Regions from separate parts of the Homo sapiens genome. Here all the other regions are linked to region 1. A link is a contact called in ENCODE Hi-C or POLR2A ChIA-PET data. All regions are on one chromosome and are shown on one strand. Each heading gives the region's core, a stretch centred on a gene start or an enhancer-like site at or near the end of the contact. The rest is flanking DNA. Distances are from core to core; before and after follow the strand shown.

Evidence for each region. A loop is a pair of places that touch in the nucleus more often than their neighbours do. ChIA-PET counts read pairs that join two places held with the same protein, here RNA polymerase II (POLR2A). Pooled maps may share reads with other maps.
Region 2: a map of aorta shows a loop between it and region 1 (3-fold over the local background). The contact joins two enhancer-like sites. A Hi-C loop is called at or near these places in 3 of 168 maps with a recorded cell type or tissue (IMR-90, aorta and ascending aorta) and 4 of 50 pooled maps.
Region 3: a map of PC-3 shows a loop between it and region 1 (7-fold over the local background). The contact joins two enhancer-like sites. A Hi-C loop is called at or near these places in 6 of 168 maps with a recorded cell type or tissue (A673, Calu3, PC-3 and 3 more) and 5 of 50 pooled maps. POLR2A ChIA-PET finds 5 or more read pairs at or near these places in 3 of 52 experiments (OCI-LY7, PC-9 and naive thymus-derived CD8-positive, alpha-beta T cell).

The regions. Positions count from the first base shown.
Region 1 is chr2:149,595,667-149,600,581 of GRCh38, reverse strand. The region is part of intron 1 of MMADHC-DT (MMADHC divergent transcript); the gene reads right to left. Among named protein-coding and RNA genes, the nearest start is that of MMADHC, 10 kb to the right of the region's middle. Within about 2 kb of position 2,466, at least 3 of the 41 ENCODE cell types and tissues checked have a DNase peak (open chromatin) inside an H3K27ac peak, as active enhancers do; they include PC-3, where a contact is called at or near this core.
Region 2 is chr2:150,278,289-150,283,203 of GRCh38, reverse strand. The region is part of intron 2 of LINC01818 (long intergenic non-protein coding RNA 1818); the gene reads right to left. Among named protein-coding and RNA genes, the nearest start is that of LINC01817, 24 kb to the right of the region's middle. Within about 2 kb of position 2,839, at least 2 of the 41 ENCODE cell types and tissues checked have a DNase peak (open chromatin) inside an H3K27ac peak, as active enhancers do.
Region 3 is chr2:150,139,657-150,144,571 of GRCh38, reverse strand. No RefSeq gene overlaps it. Among named protein-coding and RNA genes, the nearest start is that of LINC01818, 27 kb to the left of the region's middle. Within about 2 kb of position 1,896, at least 4 of the 41 ENCODE cell types and tissues checked have a DNase peak (open chromatin) inside an H3K27ac peak, as active enhancers do; they include PC-3, where a contact is called at or near this core.

The DNA of each region.
Region 1 (4,915 bases), core at 1,217-3,716:
AGACCCTGGTGTCTGTTGTTCCCTTATCTGCGTCCATACCCAATGTTTAACTCCTACTTATAAGTGAGAACATGCAGTATTTGGTTTTCTGTTCGGGCAACAGCCTACAGCTTCATTCATGCTGCTACAAAGGACATGATCTTGTACTTTTTTATGGCTGCATAGTATTCGATGGTGTATATGTACCACATTTTCTTTATCTAGTCTACCATTGACGGGCATTTAGGTTGATTCCATGTCTTTGCTATTGTGAATACTGCTGTGATGAACATATGTGTGCATGTGTCTTTATGGTAGAATGACTTATATTCCTTTTAGTATATACCCAATAATGGAATTGCTGGACAAAATCTTAATTCTGTTTTAAGTTCTTTGAGAAATTGCCAAACTGCTTTCTACAATGGCTGAACTAATTTACATTCCCCCCAGCAGTGTATAAGTTTTCCCTTTTCTCCACAATCTCGCCAGCTAGACTGTGATAAATTAAAGTCCTTCGCTCTTCCGCTGAAAGGAAACTCCAGGTGATTTGGCATTTGATTAAAATTATTAGGCCACCATAGGTATGTCTCTGAGAATGTTCTGCGAAGAGATTAGAATTTGAGTCTTTGAACTGAGTGGGGAAGATCCACCCTCAATGTGGGCAGATACCTTTCAATTGGCTGGGGGCCCAGATGGAATAAAAGGGTGGAGAAAGGGCAAAATCTTGCTCTGTCTTCTAAAGCTAGGATAACTTCTTCCCGCTGCTCTTGAATGTTACAACTCCCCTTCTCAGCTTTTGGACTCTGGGAAACACACCAGCAACCCCCAGGCTCCCAGGTTTTTGGCCTTGGACTGAGAGTTATGCTATTGGCTTCCTTGGTTCTGAAGCCTTCACACTTTGCAGTGAGCCATGCTACCAGTTGCCCTGGTTCTCTAGCTTGCAGACGTCTATCATGGGACTTCTCAGCCTCCATAATCAACTGAGCTAATTCATATATCTTATCAGTTCTGCCTCTCTGGAGAACCATGACTAAAACACCTATTGATTACTTATAATATGCCAGAAATGTTCTAAGTAATTTATACATATTGTCATTTAATTATCATAGTTCCAAATAGATGGGCACTATTATTAAACCCATTCTACAGATGTAGTCCTAAGGCACTTGCCCAATGTAGATGTACGATGCTTTAGGAGTTCAGAAACAGGAGAAGGAGAAATTCAGGACCAGGAGGAACAATGAGGACTGTATTAGCCTAGAGAAGTTGTCATGGAAGGTATAAGACTTGAGCTAGCTCTTGCAAAGGTATATGCTAATGACTACCAGAATTGTCACACCAAATGTCACAATCTAATATTATCAAAGATCTAGTACTTCAGCAGAGTAATTTAAATCAATTCCTCAGATCTCTCAACATTTATTAAATACCTATTATGTTTTAGCCTCCGCAATCAAAGAGATAAACAAAAAATGGCTATCTATTGAAAATGTATATATGATACTCAGCATATTACTAGATGTCACTGGGGTACAGCCCCCACTTTTGAAAAGCTTGTAATCTAGTTGGTCATGTGTGTGTGTGTGTGCATGTGTGTGTATATGTACACGTGTGCAAACTAATTAAAAAGCAACTAAGACTAGGTTATAATCATGAGCTACACTGAGCAATGCTCTATGATTCAGGAAAGCAGATTTCTGTGAATTACCCAGATAGCTTCATGGAGGAGATGGCTTGGAGCTGATATTGAAAAAGCAGCCACATTTATATAAGTAAAGGAAGCAGGAAGAATTTACCAGCTGGTGATAACAAGATGAGAAGGACTTAGGTAGGGATAAGCATAGTTGGTGTGACTAAGAGTGAATAATATTAAAAGATAGCTGAAAATAAAGTCACACATGTAAAGGGGGCAAGAGGGACACAAATTGGACATTAAAATTAACTCAAATCCCAGATTGTTGTTGAGAATATAGGCTTGATAATTTTCATCCTCAAACGCTAACTAAATCTTTCTGTTTTACTTATGCAGGAGAAAGGGCAGAAATATAAGACAGAGTGCAGAGAATACTAAAAATAATAGAAAAAAATAAGGTTTCAAAGACCATCTGATATGTAAGTAATTTCCTTGGAATTCAGAAATATCAATAAAATTTAAAACAGAGAATGTTACCTGATCCAAGATTTTATTTTTAAGCCCAAATCTTCTGTAAGCAATTAACAAACAGGCATCACTGATCCCACTAAACATCATCAAACCATATAGAAAATGCGAACTTTATATCAAAGAGCAGCATGAATACTGACATCCCCATGGGCTGGTGACGTGCCTGCACTGCTCAAATGACAGGGCACTGGGCCTTCCATGCGTCCAGGGGATATTCCCACTGTAATGTGTCAGCAGATTTGCAAATGTTCTCGGTGACAGCAGCACACAGTCCAGGAATATATCCTTACCCCTGTGCTCAGCTCAGATCGCCTCAGTGCAACGTCGCTCTGCCCTGCGGGGTCCCTCTAATGGCCCCAACTGCCAATGAAACACCTTCATCATCTCTGTATCTAAAATTGGACGAAGGTATCAAGTTTGGCTGCCTGATGAGACTAATTAAGTACTTTGCAGAGATGTGAAGAAGTAATCAGTCCTAGCCAGTGAGAAAAGAAAAAGAAAATATGAAGGAAACCCCTAGAGGTGACTCTGACACAGTTCCTGTCTCTATTGATGATTCATAAGATCACAGCTGAAAGAACCTCTACCATAAATCGAGGACCTGTGTTAACAGCAGGAAACGAAACATCATCTCACAACTCTTCCCCCACTAATTCAGCACATCAACCCCGCATCCTAAAATCGTTACATTGCTGTATACTGACACCTAGTGTCCAGAGTTAGGTGAGCCCAAAGGCAACATTTTTTTCGGTCAAACTGTGGGACATGGCTCTCTCCCGCATCAGGTTTCCTGGTGTGATTCCTCCCTCTGCTTCAGGGCATCCACGTGAAAGTGTCATTAAGAATTTACTTTAGTACAGTTAAACTCCCATTTTGTGGCCTACCCTCCTCAAGTACTTTGAAACTGCAAAGTGTTCCCCAGGACGACCCTGCTTTCTGCTGAGCACACAGCGAACTCCCACCTTTCCTTCTTCTTCCTCTCCTTCAGTATCAGGATGTGGTCTTTCTTTATATAAAGTCTATATATTTTAATAGCATTATTTGCTATACCAAATATAATTGGAAAGAGAAAGCTGTACCAGAAATGCCTCAGAATTGTTCATAATAGCAACATGTAAGTGGCTTTCGAATTATTTCATTTTGGAGAGTCACCTCTTCCCTCCTTCTACTCCCACAACCACACAGTGAGACAGAGAAAGAGATGTTAATGAATAATCAAAAGTCAACAGAATAACAGCACAAAAAAAAATCAAAAATAATCCCAAGGAGTAAGTACTTAAGTGACTCTATTTTATTCTAAGCACTCTTTAGAGATAAGCCAGAGCCGTTTCTAGACAGGAAGTGTAAAAATTTTTGAAGACGTGAGCTTTCAGATAGCAATAATTTCTCTCAAGACCATTTTTAGATCTACATTACTGTCTTTGAGTCAGACTTTTTCCATACAGGCAAAATAGAAGATGTAAGCAATTAGATGAGATTGGTGAGTAGAAGATGCATGAATGTAGATAGCATTTGGTCTTGGAGTTAGATTTTCCAGTTTGCTGTGCAATACATGGGACATAGTCATACTAAAAAATTATTCATTGTCATCTCGGCCTTAGCACCATTTTCTTGAAAACCTCTGTGCCATAAGAGCCAAGTGGAGGAAGAAGCGAATGCACAGGTTGAAGCGCAAAAGAAGAAAGATGAGTCAGATGTCCAAGTAAACCACTAGCTTCTTGTACCATGGAGGCCACAGGAGCAGAAACATGGAATGCTAGACGCTGGAGATGCTGGTACAAGTTGTAGGACTGCATGCTACTGTCCAGAGCTTATCTCATGATCTAGAACTTCATCGCCCTCTGATCGCCAATCACCTCTAAGACCCATGTTGCTCATAACCAAAACTGCCCATTTTGGTCCTTTGCCCTAGACCTGTGACATTCTGGACTATTTATGTGTTTACTTGTGGCCGAGTGTAACAACCATACAATAAATCATCTCTTCCGCTGTCTTAGCTGAAGAATTAAAAAGAAATCATTGTTTACATGAAATCAAACTTTATATCAAACTTACCTGGCTGTCCAGTATTTTATCAGGCAACGCTATTTGGGGTGGGGAAAAAAAAAATACCTAACTAGGAAAAGTAACTAGGCTCCTAGTGAAACCTGAGTCATTTTTATGGAAATGGGTGCTATAGTGGGGTTCCAAAGATCAAATATAAAAGTGAAAGCCCAATGCCATAAGCATTCAAGTACTACCTTGCATTTATTTAATGCTTCATAATTGGTAGAGCATTTCATATTTATTATATTATCTGGATCCTCCTCTTGACAACCCTTATGTGGGTATTTTTATGCACACTAAAAGACTCAGAGATGTTAAGGAATTGTCATTGTAATCTGCACGAGGCTATAAGGAAAAGACAGAATTCGAATCCAAGTCTCCCAGTATGGTGCAGTGTCTACAAATACAGAAAAAGTTCCTTTGAATACTGCACAAGACTTTTAATCCCTGAGCTACACATGAAAATTAAGTACCTGAAAAACCCAGTAACATCAGGACATAATGCCAAGAAAATGAAAAGATATTCTTAGAAAGAGTCATTGACCTGCCTTACATACTTTCAAACTGTAGAGTCCAGTTTGGTTTTAAAACCACAAAAGCATTCACTTTATTTTCCCAAGTATAGTAAGACATTATTCTGACATGGACTTACTCACATGTACCCAAAATCTCTAAATCTCCAACCACTACTCTCTGTAAACTATTTATATGTCTAGAGATCTTTGA
Region 2 (4,915 bases), core at 1,590-4,089, 680 kb before region 1:
TTGCAAAAGCTGATCCAAAATAACAAGGATCTGGCATTTTGCACAAGCTAGGCCTTGTACATAGTCGCTGCACAAAATCATTAGATGTTGCAATACTATTTCAAAGTCAACTTTAAAAGAGAGAGATTTTTTTCTTCATACAAACATTTCAAATATTGGCTTCATGGTGAAATAGGGAATTAGGCATTCCAAGTCAGTCAGACATGATGCTTTGGAGATTTGCATTAGTGATTAAACCACTATATCCCCAGAAGAAGCAGCTGCTAAATAACATTCCAGTGCTTCCAGAACATTCCTGAAACATAGAGAACTTGAAAGGGCCCTGGGCCACATAAGTCCCTGGCAGTCCAAAGAAGGCAGGCAGGCAGGCAAGCAGGCAAGAAAGAACCCAATCCTCAATGCTTACTGGATTTTGGCAATAATTGTAGGTCAAACATATTTTGAAAGTTTGGACCATTGAAGCCATTCCTTAACATTACACATACAAGACCACAATTCAATGGCCTATTGGCATATTGCCTCATTTGAAGACTCTAGAAGTTTCCGTGTGCATTTCCCCCACATAAGAACCTCCTGCATGAACTCAAAGGGCAGATTTCATTTCAATTCTATTTCACACACTCAGCTCACAACTCCCACATGCAGGTGTCAGGAAGAACTAAAGGAAAAGACAGCATGAAGCATTTTACGAGACTCCTGTGGACATGCTCCAGCTAGAACATACCCCAGACCATTGGAAACACATGCTGGACAGCTGCTCTGGGCTCACACACTCATTGTAGGTGTTAACACACATTGCATGATCTCAGCATGGAAGCGCAGCAGTTGTAAACACGTGGAAACATAGAAGCTGAGACAATTCCAAACATACACCCCAGTGCGCACAAAGTAGGGTCTAGTGCACAGCAAAACTCTTCAACAACTTCCCAAAGCTATAGTGTTCTTCTTAGATAACAATAGCTCCTCACCTCTCTTGGAAAAACCTAACTTGCTGTAGTTGTGGGCTACAGCTTCCATTTGCTTTACCCTACTGGGAAGCAACTCAACATGTGGTAAATTCCATTTGCGTACCTCCTTGACTGGTTTGGGATTGCAGATGTGTGGGCGTGGAGTGGATCAGGAAGAGGAATGAAGTTTCCTTTTCCTGCAGAGCAAAAAGAATGCTGTTTAGGTTGTGAACAGGAGGAAAGGAACAGCCTGCACATTACAGGACATGTTCTTTTTCTTGCATCTTTCCTGCCTTTGCCCCATCTTACCTTCTAAATTCTCTACTGGCAAGTTGCCCTGGAAATAGGCACCAATGTGTGCTGGTGCAAAAGTCGGTATTACTGAAAGGAGGGGCAGGAGACAAGAGAAGAGCACTGAGCTCTTCAAACATTTTTACTTTTTCACTGTGATACATTTATTAGTGCTTTTCAAGAAGGGATTGATTCTTCTTATATAAAGTGTCTCTGTGGATGTGGGGGTGGGGAAGATCAGTAAGGCATTGGTAGCTCAGCGTCAACAGCATGGCTGCTTAGTCTGATTCTAATAATGTATACTAATTGTTATCCCCTCCATCACCATTATGTCTGTTCCTCCAAATCCATGCAACAGGTGTTAGAACTGTATTCTTTCCTTGGGTCCATTTCTAAGTCTCTGATCTAATCATCTGCTTCACAACTTCCAATCTCTAAGCTCTGGCAAAAAACATTCCTTGCTCTTGCCTGGCCCTGGCCCCTCAGGCTCTAGCAGCCTTAGCCATTGCCCACCAGCCAAAATCCTACTTTTGCAATGCAAGAAGGTTAAGCAGGCAGGAGGGCTATCTGCACAGCAAGTTTTGAGCATGCCCTACCTGTATTCCCCAGCACCACCCACCATTGAGATAACCCATGTTTGGCCTGACCAAATGTTCCTCCTCTGGGCATTTTTACAGATAGATCCATTCCCTTAGCCTTTCTCCAATCCCACCATCCTGTCTCCAAATGCAGTGTTCTCTTTTGCCCAGACATGCTTCTGCTATTAAAATTCAAGATTCGTATTCTCAGCTAAGTAACTATTTTGCTAATGGACCCCCAATTATTTTCCCTAAAAAATCATTTCTGTGTATAAGAAACAAGCAGAACTCCAGATAGTATTTGAAGGACAAACACTGGGATGAAAATACTATTTTATAAAGAGTTACAGACCCCAAAGATTATAGCCATGAAAACAGAATTGTATTTAGCACATCAATTTTTTAAGTGGCCACATCCATTTCTGTAACAGAATAAGAAACAAATTTGGAAGCAGCAGTGAAAGTGAAACAGGAAGTTTGTCAAATGTGGAAACTGAGCAAGTTATCTGAATCCAGAAATTAGAGCAAGAAAAGAATGATAACTTCAAAGGAGCTGTGGGTAGAATTGTGCTGTTGTTTGGGGGATGGATTTTGATGCAAAGAAATAAGAATGTTTTTGATGGACATGATTTTAGCAGTTACTAAAAAGATCTCATTAAAATCTTTTAGGTTCACTATAAATAAGCAATAGAAGAGAAAATTTCATTTTGGCCCTAAAGACAGATGTTTTATATGAGGAAATGTGTTATATTCATACAGCCCCAAAGTGCTCATAGTCTTGGTTGTCACTGCCCAAGGAAAATTTGAAGATAGCTTTCCTCTACTTAAGTGTTGGGAGTATGGTGTCATCTGTCTCCAAGGAACAGTTCTGCCTGATTCCAGAACCTTTGGAAAGGTTTGTGGAAGGTTGTGAAAGAACCCTCTGAAGGTTCTTTCCACATACAAGAAAGCACACAGGAAAGAAGTAATTCTGTGGATAAATCAGCTACACGTGTCTCCACTGAGTCACATGAAGTCTCAGGCATCTTTCCAAGTTCAGTATCCCCAAGGATCCACTCTGAAGCTTTTTCCTGTGTTTTTCTCAGAGATTTATGGAAAACTGTCAGAATCAGTGATTATGTAAAAGTTTCTCTAGAGTCTTTGAAACCATGGAAAAGGCTTCATTTCCTTCCATGTTTTAGGAAAACAGAGTAAAAGAAGCAGAAACCATAAACATCACTTTATTTGTATTTTAATTCTGTTCCCACAAATGGATGCAGGCATAGTTAGAGCTGTTTTTTTCTTTCAGATATTTCTCTAGCAAACATTCATCTATGAATATCAAGAAAAACAGTGTACCAGATTCAGTTTTGCATAGAAATTTTGCAACATTTCTTAAAATAAATAAAATATTGCAGTTTTAAACAATGGAAAGAAACAGCAAAATGTGCCAACAAAGACTTAACTAGCAGAGTGAGTGGCCGAGAACTCATCTAATGATTTAAATTTTCCTATTAAAGCAGAAAGTCCCCTGTCCATATAAGGCAAGAGGTCTCTTTCCAGGAAATCTTGAGAACATAGACATACTTTAGTCTGATTTTCATGTGTCTAAACTCAAGAACTCAAGTGATCTGTTTTACTGTTCATGTTTGTCAAGCAATTTTATTGAGAAAGAAAAGGAACTGAATAATTTATTTTGCTTTGTATGAGCTAAAGAGAGGGCAATACCTTGAAGGGCTTGGAGGATAGAGATAGGAAAGGAAGGAGAGGAAGGGATAAGGTGCTGTGTCCAAGACATGGACAGTACTGAGACCTGTATACCTGCACAGATAAAGACCCTAGAAGCTCACCATAGGGCAAGAACTTGTTTTGGAAGTTGACAAACTTAGTGGTTTCTGTATTAGTCTGTTCTTAACGCTGCTATGAAGAAATACCCGAGACTGGGTCATTTATAAAGAAAAGAGGTTGAATTGACTCACAGTTCTGCAAGTCTTGGGAAGCCTCAGGAAACTTGCAATCATGGCAGAAGGCACCTCTTCACAGGGCGGTAGGAGAGAGAATGAGTGCCAGCAAGGGAAATGCCAGACGCTTGTAAAACCCTCAGATCTCATGAGAACTCACTATTATGAGACCAGCATGGGGAAACTGCCCTCATGATCTATTCACCTTCCATGAGGTCCCTCCCCCAACACGTGGGTATTACAATTCAAAATGAGATTTGGGTAGGGACACAGAGCCAGATTATATCAGTATCCAGTTGGTGTAAAAAAGAAACATTGTCACATATCTTTTGATGAGTATATGCCATGTGACGAGCTTTGGAATTTCAGAATTTTGAACATTGTCTCTAATTTGCCAGGCATCCTTTATTTGGAATATGGGCCTTGTGATCTTTCATTGAACTATGTTGGGGCATGGGCTGTACAGCTAGATTGACAGAGTTTGCATCCTACCTGTGAAGTACTAACTATGCGATGATGGCCAGTTACTTATCTCTCTGAGCAGCTGTTCTTTATCTGAAAATGTAGATGTAATAGCACCTCTTTCACAGGACTACTATCAGGACTAAATAAGTGTCTTAGTTCAAGTAGCTGTAACAAAATACCATAGCCTGGGTGGCTTATAAACAAGAGAAATTTATTTATCATAGTTCTGGAGGCTGTGAGAAGGGAAGTCTGAGATCAGGGTATGGGCGGTTTCTGGTGAGGACCTTCTTCCCAGTTTCATACTGCTAACTTCTAGTTTTATCTTGACATGGTAGAAAGAGGGCAAGAGAGCTTTCTGGGGTCTATTTTTTTTTTTTTTTTTTTTTTTTTTTTGAGACAGAGTTTTGCTCCTCTTGCCCAGACTGGAGTGCAATGGCGCGATCTTGGCTCACTGCAACCTCCACCTCCCAGGTACAAGTGATTCTCCTGCCCCAGCCATGCCTGGCTAATTTTTTTGTGTTTTTAGTAGAGACAGGGTTTCATCATGTTGGCCAGGTTGTTTTCGAAATCCTGACCTCAGGAAATCTGCCTGCCTTGGCCTCCCAAAGTGCTGTGATTACAGGCATGAGCCCACCATGTCAGGTCTGGGGTCCCTTTTATAAGGGCACTAATCCCATCATTAGGGCTCAACCCC
Region 3 (4,915 bases), core at 647-3,146, 540 kb before region 1:
GATAGTACCTGCCACATGTGTTTGGGACCTAGCAGTGTTAGCCCAGAGTAAGTAAGTGGCCTGAGATAGTGTTACTGGCAGTCTCTGGTCCTCTCTGCCTTTCCATCTGCAAAGGAAGGAGAGAGAGTCCAAAGACCTAAAGTGAGGGCTAGAGCAAATTACAGAAGTCCTAAAACTAACTTCACTAGGAATTTGAGGGCGTTGTCCAAGGAAATATAGACCATGATGGAAACACTGCCCAGCATGCAAATAAACAACAATCAGCGCACCCTTCATGTAGCTGCCTTTGTTCCAATCAGCAAATGACAAGCACCCAGGCTTGTCTCTGGGATTTTGGGAAGACAAGAGCAAATCCATTGTGCATGAATGTGCATTCTTGTGCTCACTTCTGGACAGGGTTATGAATGTGCTTTCAGCAGTGCATTTGTCAGAAAGCTTGATGGGCTTTTGTGTGACCCCAAGGGAGGGGAAGGTGAGATTACAAATCTAGGTAGTTCTTTATCCATCTAGATGAGAGGAAGGAAAAGACAAATCCCAGACCCACATACACTGTTCTCCACACTCTCCTCTTTGCTATCCGGCTATAGCTTGAACTTATTTGGGGAAGGGAACGGCAAGACCAGAATACTGGGAACTCTCTGTGTCTGTAGTAATAGTCTGGGAGTAGAGAGTAACAATCTCAACCCTAAGTCTTATCTCTTGATCTCTGTGCTCTCTGCAGCCATTACAATGAAAGTCTCCAATCTCCCAGTTTCTGCTCTTAGGAGAAAAGACAACTTTGGTGTTTGAACAACTCCCAGGATCCCTGACTTCTCTTTGTTTTTGATACCCATAGTTTTCTTGCTTTCATGCTGCTTCATAAGGTTTTTTTGTTTTGTTTTTTAAATTATCCAGAATTTTAGTTGACTTTATTAAGAGGTTTGTTAAAAGTGTTCAAAATGAGCACTGAATTTGCATTAATTTGTATGTGTGATCTGTATTAATTTATATGGTTTCCAAATTAAATACACTCATCTTGATGCAAATATTTAGACATCTTGAAGAATGCAACCCTTGAGCGGAATCCAGCTACTACTGACTCACAAAGCACCTGTCCCCTGTTTCCCAGCTGTCCCATGTCGTGTGTGTTACTGACCTCCTTCATTTGGCATCTTTTCTCAGACTTGAAAAGAATGAGGTTATTTTCATACTTCTTTCCACAGGGAATCAGCTACAAATACATAATGCGAGTTGTCTGGAAAAGTTATAAGAAAGCAACTCTCTAATCAGATGACCTCTGAATGACTCAAAACGTCATGAATTAATGCAATAGAATGGTGAAAATCAAAAGTGAAACAGAGCTTAGGAATGTTGCATCCTCTTTTGGTCCTCTTGAACAATGCTTACCTTTTGGGCCACTCAACTTTTCCACGTGTTAAGTATTACGATCACATGTATCGGTAAGATTGTGAAGCACCACTCTTAGTTCCTTGTGCAAATGCTAATTCTACAGCCTTATGGCCAGACTTTCTAATAGAGTTGCTGAACACTTATTGTTTTTTCAATATCTCATCAGCCCTAAATCTAGATGGGCTTAATTTTCTAGAAATTTATTATATTACAACTGCCTCTCGCATAACCCAGAATTTATTGAACATAATGTTTAAGAACACAGACTTGGACCCCAGACCTATATTGAAATGAAGACCTATCATTTAAAAGCTGTGTCATCTTGAATGAAACATGCTTTCCTTATATGTAAAATGGAAATAGTTATGGTACAACTCATCAGATTTTGAGGTTAACAGGGTAATGCCCATAAAATGCTTAGCTCATGACCTATACATACTATGTGTTCAATAGATGAAGAATGTTTCTATTATGAATCATTTTTTGTTTCTATGATATTGCCATGACAATGCATAAAATGTTTGTTAATGTTTTTATCCTGACTACTCTTTACCATCCCTGATAACAGAGTAATGTTTGTGTTTCTTGTGGGATTTAGAGCTGTTTGAGAAATTAGGATGGCAGCTTCAGGTGGGCAGAGAATTTTGTCAGCTTTGTTCTCTTCTACAATTCGGATCCCACTGCAGTGCCTTATATAGAGCAGATAATAACTATATCTACTGAATTAATGAATGAATGAATTATATGAGGTCAAAAATATAAATGGACTATGACATTAGACATAAAATAATAGAAAATCAAGGATGATAGTCTTACTTCATGTGATCAAACTCCATTTCAAAAATAAATGTATCATATTTTGGGAATTTTTATAACAAAATATTAATTTAATCTAACAATTATAACTTTTACAATTTAAAGCACCAAGTGCATACAATGTTTAAATAAAATATTTTATTGTAACAATCAATATTCATTCAGTTCTTGTTAGAATTATGCTTTGCAATGTTCATTGTTAAGAAATTTCTAAAGTGTGGTTTTGATGCTGATCTATGTAATAGCAAACATTTATGATATCCTGAAATAGACAAATGATTGTGAACGGAAGCTTTTTGATATTCTGACAATATGAAATGTTAGTTCCAGATTGAGACAGCAGGGACGCATTTTACAATTTGATTTCTACTTATGTTTCTGTATTTTTTGTGCCATGTAGAGGTAAGTTTTGCAGGACTAAAAATTGTCAGTTTCTATTACAAACTAGATTCATTATTGGTAAAAGTCTTCAATCATAAAATCTGACATCATTTAAACTTTTAAAGCTAGGGCAGGAAGCATCATGACATGAGTCAGTTACAGTTAGATAAGCAATCATCCTATGGGGAATATTCTTATACGAGCAAAAAATAGCCATAAAATGACATAATGGGCCATAGATGCATCTCATTTCCTCTCTGTGTGGTGAACCACCAACGGAAGTCTTTAATACAATGAAAAATAGAATTTTGTTTTTAATTCATGAAAACAGTAAGTGATAGAGCTTAAGCATGAGAATACACACTGGAAAATCTTGATTTACTTTTTCCATAATCCAACTGTGAAGGGCTGAAAAATTGAAAGACATTCTAGAGAGTTTTTAAACATTGTGAAAATAAGACTGAGAAGAGAGAGTGTTTACTGAGCATGCATTGCATGTCAGGCAGCACAGCCTGGCACCTGCCTACTTCTTACCCACCTACTCTGCCTGGGATCCAAATATCTGCCAGGAAATTTATTGTAACAGCCTGAGGGCGGGGACCTAGTTTTATTGTGCATTGTACTCCCACATGCAGCCTAGTACATAATTTGTAAAAACACTCTTGTACTAAATATTTGCATATCTCTAGAACGTTAGCTTCTGATTGAGACAGCAAAGACACTGCCACTGCCAGAGTTCCTCCAAGTTCATTGAACAAAAAGAAGGAATAAGATTGTCTGAGGATATGGTCACCTTTGCTTTTTAGTAGAAAATGAGGCAAGTAAGGATGTGAACAAACTTTCATAAATTACTTCTTGCCTTCTTGTGAAACATGAAATAAGTGCATGAGAATAATGATTAGAGGAAAACGTCTTATTGAGCTGTTTCATCATCTGCAAATCACAGTAGCTAACATTTATTAAGAGCTTACTTATTTAACAAGCATTGTCAGTGGTTTAACAAGAATTAACTCATTTAATCCTCAAGATAACCTTATGAGAAAGGTCCATTATTATTCCTATTTTACATACCAGGAAATGAAGGCACAGAGACTTGCCATGGTTTTCCCACAGCTAGGAAATTAGGAAGAGGTTGAGCCTGGTTTCATTCCACAGCAGTCTCTGACTCCAGCCAAATTGCTCAGCAATTCCTACATGGTACTAGCTTTTTGTTTAGCCACTGATATTAACTTGTTCATCTTTCTCCCACAAATAAACTGAATCTGGATTTTTTTTTTTTTTTTTTTTTGCTGCTTTTAGTTTAGTTCTAATGCTTAGAACATTAACAGCTATTTAGAATGTAGAATGTAGATGTTGATTACCTCTGTAATCTGTAACTCAATTATCACTTTGCCATTGCAAACCCTGGTCCATGCCTCCTTCTATTCTAAGCGCTGAATATCTACATTATTTTTGCCGCCTTCCCTAAAAGAGTCTGGACTGAATTTTTAAGGCGTGCTTACAACATAAGTACACATAAAGAAATGACTGTCACATGAGCTATATTGTGCCATATGGCGGTTGCATCTTTTCCCATTGCATTTGTGCCCTCCAGGCTTTCTGTATTTTCTATCAGTGGTTTCTGGTTTGCTCCCCTGGGTGTCTTGCTTAGCACTAGTGCCTACTAAATCAAACTTGCTTTTGACAGACAATTTGTATAATTTATTGGGATGTAGGGGACTCAAAAATGTTTTTGTATCTCCAGTGACTTGGTGTAAACTGGATGGTGATAGTCCAGAAAATTATCCTCCCAGCCCCACAGAAATCACTGTGTGACTCCCGCCATGATTAACTTGGAGGCAGATTAAATGTTGTGTTTGACTTTCAATGCAGTTTGCTGTCAACTCATTCTGAAATAATTATAATGAACCTTCAGATTGGACATGTATTCTATTCAGTGGGTGGCAGATCTGTTTCTAAACATATTTCTTCATGGAGCAGATTCCTAGTGGGGTTTATATTTCTTAACTATTCTTTATAGTAAACATCGCCCCACAACAGTTGCATTTGCATGTCAATAGCAAAGGTTCTGTGTGTGCGTGCATGTGTGTGTGTATGAGAATGGGTAGAACACAAGCGTATATATCTACTTTTATTTTTGTTTTCATTGTATCATCTGAGATTCATTCATCTCAAAATAAAAAAGGATCAAGGAGGCAGAGCAATATATAATGAAGACACTAAATGATTTAGTCGATTTCAGAGAAAATGGTTATCTAATGTATTTACAAGAATAAAACACATAGTAATTTTGTTTTAATTACCTGGATAATTGCAATTCCTCTTGTTA